Regions from separate parts of the Homo sapiens genome. Here region 2 is linked to region 1. A link is an interaction called in ENCODE POLR2A ChIA-PET data of the cell type or tissue named here. Cell type or tissue: PC-9. All regions are shown on one strand. Each heading gives the region's core, and the rest is flanking DNA. Links, peaks and the distances in the headings are about the cores only. Region 1 overlaps ZCCHC2 (zinc finger CCHC-type containing 2). Region 2 overlaps PHLPP1 (PH domain and leucine rich repeat protein phosphatase 1).

Region 1 (5,377 bases), core at 76-5,075:
GCGAGGGCACTCCAGTTAAAACATTCCCTCCACCCCGAGCTGACACCTGCCTCTCAGCCCTGGGACCCCAGAGCCCCTCATCCTTTAACAGCTGGTCTCCTCCCCTAAAGAGAAGAAGATGTAGAGATGTCGTGACTACGTTTCCAGGCAGGGACCCCATTTCTTCATATCTCACACCTCGAAACTCACTGCTCTGGAAATCAATGAGCCCTCCCTCTTGGTGGGGTGGGGTTGGGTGGAGGGGGGGGTCAGTATTTTTTTATTCTTTTAAGATTATGGGAGTGTCATGGGGTGGAACTATTGTCACAGCTTGCCTCCATATGGTTTCACTGCCTTAACCTTAGAATGCTTTTGCAATCAGTATGGAGAAGTGAAAAAGATGTCTTCCAAGCTCAAATGGATGGTGCTGTTAAGTACTAGGTGCTGTTAAGAAAACAGGTATTTTACACCGTGCTTTCTCATCTCTTTGGAACCTTTTCAGAAAAATTTGATTCTTAGTGCTTACATAAAAAATTAAATGTAGATTTGCCTTGCCATAAACTTTTACTTTGGTACTGAATAATCATGACCGTTATGACTCGGCATGTCTGTACAGTCCATACATACCATTAACTGGCAAGCTTTCCAACTAGGTTTAATCTGCGAGGGTAAGGAATAGCTTCTATATCGTTCATCAGTGCATAGAGCAAAATTAACTAATCTTAGTCTAATGAAGAGCTATGTTTGCTAGGTTCCTCACCATCCAAAGAATCACTGCCATCACTCCTACCCAAACCTGTTCTCGTCCACATCTTCCCTTTTATTAAAAAAAAAAGACACGGTCTCACTCTGTCACCTAGGCTGGAGTGCAGTGGCATGATCTGGGCTCACTGAAGCCTCTGCCTGCTGGGCTCAAGCGATCTTCCTGCCTCAGCCTCCTGAGTAGCTGGGACTACAGGCATAGACCACCAGGACCAGCTAATTTTTGTATTTTTTGTAGAGATGGGGTTTCGTCATGTTGCCCAGGCTGGTCTTGAATTCTTGGGCTCAAGTGATCTGCCCAAGGCCTTGGCCTCCCAAAGTGTTGGGATTACAGGTGTGAGCCACTGTGCCTGGCCCTGTCTCTTAAAATAGTATTACAATCTCCCTGTTCATCAAAATTGAATTCAACTAGAATTTGAGTGGCTTCTCAGTGCTATTTCATTATGTTGGACCTTTCCCATAGATTATTTAACCTTCAGAGCCATTATTTATTTATTTGAGATGAAGTCTCACTGTCACCCAGGCTGTAGTGCAGTGGTGTGACTGCAACTCACTGCAACCTCCGCCTCCCAGGTTCAAGCGGTTCTCCTACCTCAGCCTCCTGAGTAGCTGGGATTACAGGCACACACCACCATGCCCGGCTAAGTTTTTGTGTTTTTGGTAGATTCGGGGTTTCACCATGTTGGTCACGCTGGTCTCAAACTTCTGACCTCAAGTAATCCACCCGCCTTGGCCTCCCAAAGTGTTGTGATTACAGGAGTGAGCCACTGTGCCCGGCCACTGAACCATAATTTAAAAGAGCAATTCTCATTTTACATCTAGGGAAAATAAAGTTCAGAGCATCAAGGTTCCTTCTACCTGTCTCTTCCATCCCTTTCTAAATGGACCTTCCCACGGCCAACACCTTAGTCTCGGCCCTCCTGGCCATGCCTAACCCGTCTTTCAACCTCCAGGCTCTCTTTCCTTAACCACCTGAGGATTTCCTCAAATACCACTGTCAATGTGTTTTCCCTCTATTCAAAACTTGGAAACTTCCCATTTTTCATTCAACCAACTCCAAATTCTCCAGTCTGATCCCATTTTATCTACTGTACCCACAAATCTTGAAACTCTTTTATAATTTTCCCTTTACTATGGCTGTATCTCCTTCCCCCACGTCCCCAACCACACACTGCTGTTTTTGTTCCTGCCCAGCCTGCGTCCCCTTCCCCAAGGTGACTCTCCACTCTGGGGCTCTTTCTAGATGCAAAGACCTAGGCTGCACATGCATTCCCCCACCTGGCCTTCCACAGCACTGTGACACCATCTCGGGAGGGGTCCACCTGGCCTTCCACAGCACTGTGACACCATCTCGGGAGGGGTCCACCTCGCCTTCCACAGCGCTGTGACACCATCTCGGGAGGGGTCCACCTGGCCTTCCACAGCGCTGTGACACCATCTCGGGAGGGGTCCACCTGGCCTTCCACAGCGCTGTGACACCATCTCGGGAGGGGTCCACCTCGCCTTCCACAGCACTGTGACACCATCTCGGGAGGGGTCCACCTGGCCTTCCACAGCGCTGTGACACCATCTCGGGAGGGGTCCACCTGGCCTTCCACAGCGCTGTGACACCATCTCGGGAGGGGTCCACCTGGCCTTCCACAGCGCTGTGACACCATCTCGGGAGGGGTCCACCTCGCCTTCCACAGCACTGTGACACCATCTCAGGAGGGGTCCACCTCGCCTTCCACAGCACTGTGACACCATCTCGGGAGGGGTCCACCTCGCCTTCCACAGCACTGTGACACCGTCTCGGGAGGGGTCCACCTGGCCTTCCACAGCGCTGTGACACCATCTCGGGAGGGGTCCACCTGGCCTTCCACAGCGCTGTGACACCGTCTCGGGAGGGGTCCACCTGGCCTTCCACAGCACTGTGACACCGTCTCGGGAGGGGTCCACCTGGCCTTCCACAGCGCTGTGACACCGTCTCGGGAGGGGTCCACCTGGCCTTCCACAGCGCTGTGACACCATCTCGGGAGGGGTCCACCTGGCCTTCCACAGCGCTGTGACACCGTCTCGGGAGGGGTCCACCTGGCCTTCCACAGCACTGTGACACCGTCTCGGGAGGGGTCCACCTGGCCTTCCACAGCGCTGTGACACCGTCTCGGGAGGGGTCCACCTCGCCTTCCACAGCACTGTGACACCATCTCGGGAGGGGTCCACCTCGCCTTCCACAGCACTGTGACACCATCTCGGGAGGGGTCCACCTCGCCTTCCACAGCACTGTGACACCGTCTCGGGAGGGGTCCACCTGGCCTTCCACAGCGCTGTGACACCATCTCGGGAGGGGTCCACCTGGCCTTCCACAGCGCTGTGACACCGTCTCGGGAGGGGTCCACCTGGCCTTCCACAGCACTGTGACACCGTCTCGGGAGGGGTCCACCTGGCCTTCCACAGCGCTGTGACACCATCTCGGGAGGGGTCCACCTGGCCTTCCACAGCGCTGTGACACCGTCTCGGGAGGGGTCCACCTGGCCTTCCACAGCACTGTGACACCGTCTCGGGAGGGGTCCACCTGGCCTTCCACAGCGCTGTGACACCGTCTCGGGAGGGGTCCACCTGGCCTTCCACAGCACTGTGACACCGTCTCGGGAGGGGTCCACCTGGCCTTCCACAGCACTGTGACACCATCTCGGGAGGGGGGTCTAGATACCCATTCAGGATTCTCTACTACATTGCTGGTGTGAGTGTAAATCACTTGGAAAACAATACTGCAAATCTTGGCAAACTGAATACTTGCATGTCCTACAACCCAGCCGCTGCACTCCCAGCTTGCCGCCCTAGAGGACTCGTGTACACACGAACCAGGGACAACAATGTTCCCAGCAGACTTGTTTGTAACAGAAAAAAAATTAAAACCACCCAGATGTCCATTGACAGAATGGAGAAATTATCTATATTCTTCCCCACAATGAGACTATCATAAGGTAGGGAAAATGAATAAATATAAGAACACAACATCAAGACCATAAAATCAGATGAACAGAGCCAGGCACAGAAAGCTAGGCACAAAAGGATACCCTTATAAAGCTCAAGAAAAACAAAAAGAAACGGTATATTTAGGAGCAGTGTGTGGGGAAATAAACAAGTAAAAGAGTAACAGAAGGCCGGGCGCAGTGGCTAACGCCTGTAATCTCAGCACTTTGGGAGGCCAAGGCGGGTGGATCACCTGAGGTCAGGAGTTCGAGACCAGCCTGGCCAACACAGTGAAACCCCTTCTCTACTAAAAGTACCAAAAAAAAAAAATTGGCTGGGCGTGGTGGTAGACGCCTGTAATCCCAGCTACTTGAGAGGCTGAGGCAGGAGAATCACTTGAACCCGGGAGGTGGAGGTTCCAGTGAGTCGAGATTGCACCATTGCACTCCAGCCTGGGCAGCAAGAGCTAAAGCATGTCTCACAAAAAAAAAAGAAAAGACTAACACAATCTAAAGCAGTGGTTACCTTAGTGTAGTGGGGGAAGGGGAGGGAGGGATAGCTAAGGATATGGGACATGCTAGTTAATGTGAATCTGGGTTCATGATTTACACGTTACCTATAGGTGCATTATTTGTTGGCTGAAAACGAAAGTTGGTGCCCTGTAAACAATCAGGGAATTTATAATCATTTCAAACTCACTGCCCACCCAACCGGATCCAGAGGGCACAGTCATTAGATGGCTCCTGACAAAGAGCCAAGGCCCAGGACGGTGCTGGCCACCAGGACTGCGTCAAGGGCGGCGTGGAGCAACACACACAGGCCCCCAACCGTCTCTTATAAATTACCAACCGTTTAAAAACTTTGAGCCTGGATTACAGCCAAGATAAGCAATGAAATAAAAAATAGTACACATTATACTGAGAGAGGGGCCTGGCTAATAAAATCACACTAACAAAGTTGATAAAGTAATGAGTCCTTTACACTTTTAGTGGCTAAAGGCCTAAACTGGAAATACGAGCTCAAGGTTGACAAGGACTCTGCCTCATTGCTACCATAGTGTTTGGCACGCAGCCGAGTACTCAAAACTCACGGAGTGCAGTCCCCCTTTCTCTAGTGGTCACGCAGATTACCTCTATATAAAGTTACTTGGGAGGCCGGGCATGGAGGCTCATGCCTGTAATCCCACCACTTTGGGAGGCAGAGGCAGGCAGATCACTTGATGTCAGGAGTTCAAGACCAGCCTGGCCAACATGGTGAAACCCCGTTTCTACTAAAAATACAAAAATTAGCTGGGTGTCATGGTACATACCTGTAATCCCAGCTACTCAGGAGGCGGAGGCAGGAGAATCGCTTGAATCCAGGGAGGCAGAGGTTGCAGGGAGCTGAGATCCCGCCACTGCACTCCAACCTGGGCGACAGAGCAAGACCCCGTCTCAAAAACAAAAAGGTTATTTGGGGGAAGAACTGAGGAGCATCCAGATGGTAAATAACTTTGGGATTCACTGCCCACCCTGCAGGGAAATGGATTGATCCTTAACCCCAAAATAATTACATACCTAAATAAAACTTTAAAAAAATCGCCATGTATGATGTCCTATCTCCACTTTTACAAAATTTACAATGAGGCACAATTCTTAAGCTGTTTTTCATTTTTTTATTGCTGTTAATTCAAGGAAAAAAG
Region 2 (5,377 bases), core at 177-5,176, 290 kb before region 1:
TACTCTGGAATCTTAGCAATAAAAATTTTTCTTGGACAATGGAAGTGGGAGACAAACACCTCATAGTAGTGTGTAATGAAAGAGAAACTGGTGGCCGGGCACAGTGGCTCACACCTGTAATTCCAGCATTGTGGGAGACCGAGGCTGGCAGATCACAAGGTCAGGAGTTCGAGACCAGCCTGGCCAATATGGTGAGACCCCCCTCCGTCTCTACTAAAAATACAAAAATTAGCCAGGCGTGTTGGCGCGCACCTGTAGTCCCATCCATTCGGGAGGCTGAGGCAGAAGAATCGCTTGAACCTGGGAGGCAGAGGTTGCAGTAAGCCGAGGCGAGATCGTGCCACTGCACTCCAGCCTGGGCGACAGAGCAAGAGCCCGTCTTAAAATAAAAAGAAAGAGAAACTGGTATAAAGCCTAGTTTTTTACAAAGAGCAGCAAAACAGCAGCTTCACCAGTTACTCCGATACCACATAGGAAGTCCCCTAGGCCTATCTTCCCCATGCTTAAAGCAACAGAAAGAACAAAACAGAAATCTTTTATTGCAGTGTAAAATTTTAAAATTCTCTACCTTAAACAAATCAAAATCACTGCCTTATATTACACAGTACAAAGTACAAGCTGATAATATGTCACTTGGTATGCTTTGTTTTGCTTTTTTAAAAGAAAAGTCAGTGAAAGAAGCTGGACTCAAACACATATTGTGTGCTCCATTTAGATCAAGTACAAAGACAAGTGAAACTACTTCATGATGTTCTAAGTCAGGATAGTGATGATGTTTAGGGTAATAAAGAGAAGGGTACAAGGACAGCTTCTGGAGTGCTGGCAATATTCTCTTCCTCATATGTGTACTGGTTACATGGATGTGTTCACTTTGTGGAAATCCATCAAGTTATACACTCATATCTGCCTTTTCTATGTTTTTTTATACTTCTACAAATTTTCAAAAGGTTACAGAAGGAGGAGTAAGACCCCAGATCCTCTCCCCAATTCCAGCAGAGGACAGTTTATTCCCTGGAAGAAAACGAACCAGAGTCCCTGATTCAAAGACATCAGGCATACTACATCACAGCATGACAAACAGGGAAACTGCTTTCTTCGGCCCTTCATTTGACCCAGGGAGGTAATTTGGAAGAAAGAGAATAGTCTGTCAAAGCATCAGGGAGGTAATTTGGAAAAGAGAGAATAGTTTGTCAAACTATAGAGCAATAAGAGAATGAAAACCACTGAGTTAATTTCTTATTTAGTTATACATACAGCTTGAGTATTCTCAATGATTCTTCTTCATCTTGAGATTTTAAACAACAGCTGAAAGATGGCTCATGTCCAGTGACTTGGTTTACTTTTATATTCAAAATATTTCAGTCTCAGTGTAATATACTCATTTTCTGAGATGCTGATTATTGAACATATGATCTCTAAAAAGATAATTCCAGAAGTCCATCTGGGTAGCATCAAAGACTCCTTTATCTCCTTTCATACCACATGGCTCAGTAATACTGTCTTATCAGACATGTGTTCTTTGCAATTATTTTTCTGATCAATGATAGGTTTGGGAAATTAGAGAAAATAAATGTCACTGAAAACAAAGTATTAACTAAATTTGTACATTTAATGTTAATGTTTACATATACAATTTTAAGATACAACTTTTTTTTTTTTTTTTTTTGAGACAGAGTCTCGCTCAGTCACTCAGGCTGGAGTGCAGTGGCGCCATTTCAGCTCACTGCAACCTCTGCCTCCCAGGTTCAAGCGATTCTCTTGCCTTAGCCTCCTGAGGAGCTGGGATTATAGGTGTGCGCCATGACGCCTAGCTATTTTTTTGTATTTTTAGTAGAGACGGGTTTCACCATGTTGGCCAGGCTGGCCAACATGACCTCAAATCATCCACCCACCTTAGCCTCCCAAAGTTACAGGCAAGATACAATTTTCATCTAAAATAGTCTGAAGTTATCCCTTATTGATTTGGTACACATGCAATGCTATAGAAACTGGCTTATGGAAGTTAAAATGAATAAGACATGATTGTCAAAGGATGACGGTATAATCTGTAGTATTGTTTAATTCTTTGTAATTACTTAAGTGTCAAAATATCTCTCATAAATTGAAAAGAAAAAAGTTATCAAGCATAACAGAAAACACTGTTCTGAAAACAGGGAAGTTAAATAAAAATCCACATATGGCCGGGCACAGTGGCTCACGCTTGTAATCCCAGCACTTTGGGAGGCTGACGCGGGAGGATCACAAGGTCAGAAGATCGAGACCATCCTGGCTAAAACAGTGAAACCTTGTCTCCACTAAAAATAGAAAAATTAGCCGGGCGTGGTGGTGGGCGCCTGTAATCCCAGCTACTCAGGAGGCTGAGGCAGGAGAATGGCGTGAATCTGGGAGGCGGAGCTTGCAGTGAGCCGAGATCGCCCCACTGCGCTCCAGCCTGGACAACAGAGCCAGACTCCATCTAAAAAAAAAAAAATCCACATACTAAACCTTGAGATTCTTCCTCTCTTTTCCACTCATTACCCTAAATCTTGGCATGCATCGCCGTGGCAGAATACCAAAGGGTTTCTCTAGTAAACTGACACCCCCTGAGGAAAAGGTCCACACACTGTCTTTGCTGTGTAGCAGGCCAGAAGAACAAGCACATACCCTGGCTCCAGGAAGAAAAAAGTCTCCAAGAAAAAGGTGCTGAGAGGAATATAAGAATTCCGTCAGAAAGCTTACAAATACCAGGGGAAAAAGAAAAGTATACAAGTGATAAAGTGAGGCTGCTATCAAGCCAGCACAAGAAAGGAAATATAATCACTGCAATTAAATCCCTTAGCTGTGAATAAGTTCCAGGTTCATAATAACGTAAACAGTGAGTACTGACTTAACCAAAAATTAACACCTATATATTGAGAGGATAGGGGAAAGAGAAGTTAGTACATGTGGTGTGGGGTAGATGGGGCGTGAGACAATGTAAATGAATGAAATCCTTATCTTCCATAGTAATGAGTCAACATATAATGTCCAATAATGAAAAAATCAAAACATAGCAGTATACACATAATATTTAGAAAGAGAAAGGAAAACGGCAGAAAGAGCCAAAAGATTCAAAAGGGTTGTCTAGGGAGCAGGACTTGGATGTAGGGATGGGCTGGAGCTTCAGGCACCTACTTCTTATTGTAAACTTCACTGCTTATTAAGATCTTTAAAAATCTATATAGGGTGTTACTTTGATGAAGGAAAAAGGCTTAAATTTTTAAAAATACAAAATAAAACAAAACCAAGAAATGTAAAAAACAGTGGGCAACAAAAATAGGGCTAACCTGCAGAGGGAAAATGACAACAAGACAATCAGCTCTCAAAGGTAGCGCAACAGACCAGGTGAGGGTTGAGAAGTACTTTTACTATAACAGCTGGGGAGAGAGGGTGTGTGCAGTAGAGGGATGGGAGCAGAGGAGAAAAGAGGATGAGCTCAAAAGATATCACACAGAATCAACAGACATGGGGGATCAAGTCGGTGACTCTGTAAGAACTAAAAGGCAAGACAGAATCTGAATCCTCCTGAAGTGGGTCATGCCCAAAATATCCCTCCACCTGGATATTTATTCCACAAATACTGGCTCTTTGGGAGCATTTTAATTTTCTTTTTATTTAGGTTTAAAATGTTTGGATTATTATGAAATACTCAAATTTAAAAAATGCAGAAAACTGTAACATTCATCGGCATTAACTATACAGCGTTTTAAAATACTAACCTTTTGGGCCAGGCGTGGTGGCTCATGCCTGTAATCCCAGCACTTTGGGAGGCCAAGATGGGTGGACTACCTGAGGTCAGGAGTTTGAGACCAGCCTGGCCAACATGGCAAAACCCCGTCTCTACTAAAACTACAAAAATTAGCCAGGCATGGTGGCGGGTGCCTGTAATCCCAGCTACTCAGGAGGCTGAGGCAGGAGAATCGCTTGAACCTGGGGGGCGGAGGTTGCAGTAAGTCAAGATCGCACCATTGCACTCCCGCTGGGCAACAGAGTGAGGCTCTGTCTCCAAAAAAAAAAAAACAAAAAACACAAAAACAAAAACGTTTTGGCCTCTCATTTTTCTTTTTAAAGAAATAAACGTTACAGATATAGTTGAAACCTTGTTCAAACCATTCACTAATCCCCATCCCCCGTCTCCCTAAAAGGTAACCATTAAACTGAATTTGGCAGTTAACATCCCCATAGACCCCAACTTTAAAAGAGAGCATTAGGTTGGATGAATTTTTTTTAACTTTTATTTTAAGTTCAAAGCTACATGAGCAGGTTTGTTACACAGGTAAACGTGTGTCATGAGGGTTTGTTGCACATATATTTCATCACCCAGGTACTACGCCTAGTATCTGTTAGTTATTTTTCCTAATCCTCTCCTTCTTCCTGCCCTCCAGCCTCCAATAGGCCCCACTGTGTGTTGTTCCCCTCTATGTGTCCATGTATTCTCATCACTTGACACCCACTTATAAGTAAGAACATGCAGTATTTGGTTTTCTGTTCCTGCCTTAATTTGCTAAGGATAACAGCCTCCAGCTCCATCCATGTCCCTGAAAAGGACATAATCTCACTTTTTATGGCTGCATAGTATTCCATGGTATATTAAGTACCACATTTCTTTATCCAGCCTATCATTGATGGGCATTTGGGTTGATAGTCTGGATGAATTCTAATGCACCATTCTGTTCTAAGACATCAGGATTTGGCAGTATGATAGAAAGCCTTTGATGTTCTATGATAGAAGTGCAAAAGTCTACACTTCTGTGAAATATGCAAAAATACTTCCCAATAATTTCAAACCTCAGAACACACTGATTGATGATAGTTCATGATGGGTAGCTCCAGAAACAAACAAACAAAATGATAATAATGATTATAACCTTTCAGCCAAAAAGAAAAAAAAAAGCATATTAACTTTACTGTTGTAGTGCCAGTACAACTTTTTATTTTATTTTTGAGACAGGTTTTCCCTCTGTTGCCTAGGCTGGAGTGCAATAGTGTAATCATGGCTCACCGCAGCCTCAAACTACTGGGATCAAGCAATCCTCATGCCTCAGCCTCCCCAGTAGCTGAGACTACAAGCATGTGCTACTATACCCAGCTAATTTTTAAATTTTTCTTTATAGAGATGGGGTCTCATGACATTGACAGGCTGGTTTCAAACTCCTGGTCTCAAGCCAGCTTCCTGCCTCAGTTTCCCAAAGTGTTGGGATTATAGGACTGAGCCATTGCATCCAGCCAGTCCAAAATTAGTAACAATACATAGAGCATATAAAACCTAAGCTTAAGTATTTTGCAAACAAATCAGTCCTACCATTTGTCTTTGGTGAAAATGCGAGACTGAAGACAGAAAAATTATGTTTAAAGAACT

Evidence for each region. ChIA-PET counts read pairs that join two places held together with the same protein. Peaks named below come from ENCODE experiments on the same cell type or tissue, not always from the same donor. Only the 100,000 strongest peaks of a DNase experiment are listed, where the experiment ranks them.
Region 2: POLR2A ChIA-PET joins it to region 1 with 5 read pairs; 2 of 35 experiments call an interaction of 5 or more read pairs at or near these places.

What each region holds. Positions count from the first base shown.
Region 1 is chr18:62,578,539-62,583,915 of GRCh38, reverse strand. It overlaps ZCCHC2 (zinc finger CCHC-type containing 2), which reads right to left. Exons shown (of 14, transcript NM_017742.6): 14 at 5,337-5,377. Among named protein-coding and RNA genes, the nearest start is that of ZCCHC2, 58 kb to the right of the region's middle. In PC-9, for the core only: no CTCF peak of the experiment used is centred there; no DNase peak of the experiment used is centred there.
Region 2 is chr18:62,864,911-62,870,287 of GRCh38, reverse strand. All of the region lies in intron 4 of PHLPP1 (PH domain and leucine rich repeat protein phosphatase 1), which reads right to left. Among named protein-coding and RNA genes, the nearest start is that of PHLPP1, 150 kb to the right of the region's middle. In PC-9, for the core only: no CTCF peak of the experiment used is centred there; no DNase peak of the experiment used is centred there; H3K27ac peaks cover 546 bases.